2 separate regions of the Mus musculus genome follow, and region 1 is linked to region 2. The links are chromatin loops, found by intact Hi-C in ENCODE. Cell type or tissue: gastrocnemius. All regions are shown on one strand. Region 1 overlaps Triobp (TRIO and F-actin binding protein). Region 2 overlaps Gcat (glycine C-acetyltransferase (2-amino-3-ketobutyrate-coenzyme A ligase)).

Region 1 (2,500 bases), 83 kb before region 2:
GGACAGCCAGGGCTGTTACATAGCAAAACCCTGACTCAAAAAACCAAAACAAAACAAAAATTTAAAAGGGAAAAACAATGTCACTCTCTGGCCTTCACATGCCCCTGACTTCATCCTCAACATTGCATAAAATGAGTCAGGTTTTTTTCTAACCCTATCAAGTCACCTCTTCTGGGACTTTCTGGCTGCCTCCCTGGACTCCATTCCATAGCATGTCTCCAAGGAACCAAATGTGGCCAATGCCCCACCTTGCCCCAAAGGACTCTGGACTCTTGGCCCCGTTTGCCCCTATTTTCCAATCCAGACGTTTTGGACACACGGAGCACACAAAGTCTGTATTTAAAAGCATCACTGGTGGAGCTGGAGAGGTGGCTCAGTGCTCAAGAGCATTGGCTGCTCATTCAGAAGACCCAGGTTCAATTCCCAGCACCTACATGGCAGCTCACACCTGTCCTTAACTCCAATTCCAGGGGATCTGACACCCTCACACAGACATATGTGCGGGGCAAAACTTATCAATGAATCAATGAACACTAAGTTTTATATACATATACATATATAGATATGTGTGTGTATGTGTATATATATGCATACACATATATCTATATATCTATATGTATGTAAGCAATACTGGCTGAGTGGGTCAACATGACCCCAGTTAGGTCCTCCCCACCTGCTACAGGGGACGGCTTAAGCCTCCCTGTTCATGGCTTCAGCTGCTCTAGAAAATGTAGAAATGGCAGGCTGGAGAGATGGCTCAGAGGGTAAGAGCACTGTCTGCTCTTCTAGAGGTCCTGAGTTCAATTCCCAGCAACATGGTGGCTCATAACCATCTAGAGAGACATGGTGCCCTCTTCTGGCCTGCAAGCATACATGCAGAATGCTGTATACATAATAAATTAATAAATCTAAAAAAAAAAAAAAAAAAGAAATGGCTCTGATCACAAGATGTCCCCTACGACCCAAAGTGGAGCCCCAGAAAGTCACATGGTACTGAGCAGACCATGGCCCGGTTTGGGGAGGGGGAATAGGTTGTGTGAGAAAGCCTTGCTTTATGCTAGGGCCACACATACCTTCATGACTTATTTGTTGTCATTCCTTGCTGATCCCCCTTTAGACAGGGTCTTTCTATGTAGCCCAGGCTGGTGTTGAACTCATGACCCTCCTGTCTTAGTGCTTCTGTTGCAGGTGTTCATCACCATGTCTGGTTAATTTATTGATGTCTTTTTTGTTTGTTTGTTTGTTTTTTGTTTTTGTTTTTGTTTTTGTTTTTTTGAGACAGGGTTTCTCTGTGTAGCCCTGGCTGTCCTGGAACTCACTCTGTAGACCAGGCTAGCCTCGAACTCAGAAATCCGCCTGCCTCCTGAGTGCTGGGATTAAAGGCGTGCGCCACCACTGCCTGGTTTATTCTAACAACTTAACATTTGTAAGATTTTACTTAATGCTCTCCATCAGGATTTGTACTTGTGATAGACAAGTGTCACATCATGTAATTCTCCTCATGTCCCCTAGGGGGTGGCTGTGGTTATCAGGACAATTTTATAGATGAAGTAATTGAGGACAAGTCACCTCCCCAAGGTCTTGATCACACCTCTGCCTCCTTCCCATAGATAAGAAGGCCCAGAGAGGGGATGCCACCAAGTGAGATCACCCAGATGGGGTAGGACCTGGGTCTGTCTATAGCCAGAGACGGTGGCGCTGACTAGGCAGGAAATCAGAGCTGTGGACTGACAGACAACTGGACATGTTCTTGTGAATGGGGGAGGGGTGGAGACTAAGGATGAAAGCAAGACCCAGGTGCCATGTCAGCCACCCCCCACCCCCCACCCCTCACCCCCAGGTTCATGCTGGGTGGAGCCTTGGGAAGTGCACAAGTTAGGAGCAAGTCTACTCTCTGCTGTCCTTCATGCTGTGCTGTCCCCTGGGTGGCCAAGGCGCCAGGCCGGGCTGTAGATCTGACACCTCCTGCTGCCTGGCTCTGATCAGATTCTGGCTGTGGGGCAGGTGTGAAACTGAATGCTGGAGGAGGGTTGTTCTTTGGCCTGGATATAGCTGCCGACCCTAGCCCTTCCTTAGCGCAGGCTGGCCTTGCTCATGGTGACTTTCTTGAATCCTAGAGCACTGCTGCCCACCCAGGGCACTGCCTGGGCTACAGCCTCTGCCCCAGTCGCCAGACTCCAGGGTCCCCAGGGAGACTCCCACCAGGCCTGCTCTCAGGTGAGCCGACCGGATCGGATCGGGTTCCTTCGGTTTCATGTCCCGCATTGTTCTTGGCTGGGCCCTGGCTTATGAAACAGTAATGAGGGGCCCTGCTCCCGAGGCTGGCCCCTCTAAGGTTTCTGCTGCCTGGAACACTGCAGCCACCGCGGCCCAGAGTCGGGGCCTGGGAGGGTGGCAGCGTGGGGGCCTGAGTTGGAGCCCCCCGGGAAAGAGGGTGCTGACAGCCGCCAGCTGCCACTGCCGGAGCCCGCTGCCCAGGTAACCTGAGAGGAGGCGGGGC
Region 2 (2,500 bases):
TTCTGCAGCCTAAGCTGGGTGGGCACCTTGTCTCCTGTGCCCTAGCAGAAGGATAAAATGTAACTGCCAAATGAGAATTGTTCCTAGACCTGTGTTCCCTAGGAGAGGGCAGAGGTTCAGGCCCCAGAAAGAAGAAAGCAGATCACCCCTGAAGGACATCGAATCCTTGTTTTCCAGAGCTCTTTGTCCTTAACCCCGTGGCCTTAGGCCCCTGTGCAGGTCCCAGTTTCCCCCCACTTTAGAGAGCTGATGTTCCATAGGGACACCTTTCTGTCTCTGATTCAAAAGCCGATAGTCTGTCTGATGGTTCAGCCGCCAGGGGGCGCAGCGCGTTCACGCTGCCGCCGCTGGCTACTTGGGGGCCTTGGATCAGGCTGTTGGGCAGCCCTCAAGCCAGGCCAGAAGGGCTGGTTTGCTGCTACGAAGGCCCTGTCCTTCTACCCTGTCTTCCTACCGGCAACCATCACACCTGCTGCTCCATTACCATAGGTGTGGCCTCCTTCCCATTTTGCTGACCTTGCTTTACTGTGGGAAAGGAGGGGTGGAATCTCGCAGGCTCAGCCCCGCAGGCTTATGACTGCTGCTGTAGGCTCAGTGTGGGGGTGTGGCCTTGGGTAGCTCCCTAGCTATCTAGAAGTAGAACGTGGCAGGCAAGTAGGACTTACGGTTTCATTAAAAAAACAACAATGCAAAACCAAAAACAGAAAGTGAGGCACCTGCCTCTTCCTCCAGCTCACTTGCCTAGTATCTGAACAGCTTGGGACGGTCAGAGCAAGCTCCAACCTAACCTTGCAGATTCTTAAAGCTGGGGTTCCGAGAATCCTCCTTTGCAACCCGGTAGTGCTGAAAGGGTCGCAGCCTGGCAGGAGGCAGCTGTGGCTACGTCGTTCTGAAATACAAAGCGATGGTGGTGGTAGTTAGGGAGTCCCCGGTGGGCCCATGCCAAAGTGTCCCCCTGAGAAATCACAGCACGCAACAGACCTGATATAAGAAAGTTTATTGTGGAGGAAGGGAGCCTCAGAAACCTGGAAAAGGGATAGAGGCAGAGAAAGGGGGAACAGAATGAGAGAGGCCGGCTAGGAACACATGGAAACAGAGAAAAAGAAATTGGGGGATAAAGAGAAGGAGGGGCTGGGTGGGGAGCCATCCTCCTTATACCCTGCCACATCTGGCAGGCTATGGTGGCAGGTGATGATGCAAGCCTTCGCTAGGTCGCTGTTGGGAGGAGCCTAATGGAACTGTAAGCCAATAACATCAAGAGCAGAAACACCTGCAGGCTACCCCAGCAAGTCGGGCACCTGATGCCAGGTACCCCAGTTTGATGTATGTGTCCTGTGCAGGCTGATAGCTCATGCCCAGGGACCAAGAGCAGCCACTAGGTGGTGTGGGTGGCATACCCAGCCAGGTCCAGAATACCAGGCCTGGGGCCCACCCACACCTACGCTAGACTGCCACCCAGCGGCACAGTGGGAGAGCCACCTCCTGCAGCTCCCAGGCACTGCTGCAGGCATTGTCTGTCAGGAGGCGGTTCCTGTAGCAGTTGCACCATGACCTCCCAGGCCAGTTGGCCTCAGTGTTAACTCCATGCTGTCATGCAGCGTGGGGCTCAGCAAGCCCGCTGATCCAGGATCGGTTCTCTCACCTTGCAACTCGTCTGCCATCCAGAAGGGGTCCTAGAAGGTGCCCAGTAGGCACAGCATGTGATCCAGAGTGGGCATATACCAATAGTCTTTGGGCTTCTGTGGCAAGCCAAAAGGCATTGGAAGACCAGAAGACCAGCTTCGGATCAACCCTAAGGGAAGGGAGGAGGTGGTGGTAAGGACACCCCGAGGCTCCAGCCATGATGGTCTGTCCTCCCTGCCCCACAGCCAGGCTCTCTGATTGCCTCCCTTCCCTTCTCTCCTCCACTACTGTACCAGCTCAGCCCTGCTGCTTCTCAGAACCCTCTACACGGGTACTTTGAGCCCAACCCCAGCAGGGAAGGAGAGAGTTATAGAGGCCGGGCCAGTGGGGGTGTTCCAAGAGGTAATAGAATCCACCTACGTCTGGGACTCTAGGTATGGATATGTGGATTCACACTTCTGGAAGTCTACTGCGTTGCCGCCCTTGATTTTCAAAATCTCACATCAAGTCTAGAGACCTACAAGGGATCTAAAGAGCCCTCCTTTCTGATCACCGGCGCCAGAGGTTGTGAAAGTCAGCTTTGCGGCTTCTAGGTCTGATTCCTAATAGCTCCATCCAGTGAGCCTCTTGTGAGTGGGGTTGGTGACACTAGAGAGGCCCCGCAAGCACTGGTAACTGCATAGGGGGGCTTCCCACAGGAACTGGTCTTGAGTGTTGCCCAGATCTTCCAGTCCTAGCTCCATGGGGCACTCGTCTCTGATGTGCCCTCCACCTTCCGGTTCTGGAAGGATTCTTCTCCTCCCCAGCTCTCTGCCCTTGATACATACGGTTGTCCAATATCCAGTCTCTTGGTTGGCAAGTCTAGTGCCCCTCCCTC

Evidence for each region. Hi-C counts contacts between places; a loop is a spot of excess contacts. Peaks named below come from ENCODE experiments on the same cell type or tissue, not always from the same donor. Only the 100,000 strongest peaks of a DNase experiment are listed, where the experiment ranks them.
Region 1: it touches region 2 in a loop (2.7-fold over the local background); 1 of 42 quality-filtered maps calls a loop at or near these places.

What each region holds. Positions count from the first base shown.
Region 1 is chr15:78,954,988-78,957,487 of GRCm38, forward strand. Triobp (TRIO and F-actin binding protein) reads left to right here. Exons shown (of 25, transcript NM_001039156.1): 4 at 2,118-2,217. Among named protein-coding and RNA genes, the nearest start is that of Triobp, 8.5 kb to the left of the region's middle. In gastrocnemius, a CTCF peak has its summit at 1,501; a DNase peak (open chromatin) is centred at 2,165.
Region 2 is chr15:79,037,653-79,040,152 of GRCm38, forward strand. Gcat (glycine C-acetyltransferase (2-amino-3-ketobutyrate-coenzyme A ligase)) reads left to right here. Exons shown (of 9, transcript NM_013847.4): 9 at 1-704. Among named protein-coding and RNA genes, the nearest start is that of Galr3, 3.0 kb to the right of the region's middle. In gastrocnemius, CTCF peaks have their summits at 313 (motif pointing right) and 1,416; DNase peaks (open chromatin) are centred at 327 and 1,447; H3K4me3 peaks cover 218 bases; H3K27ac peaks cover 541 bases.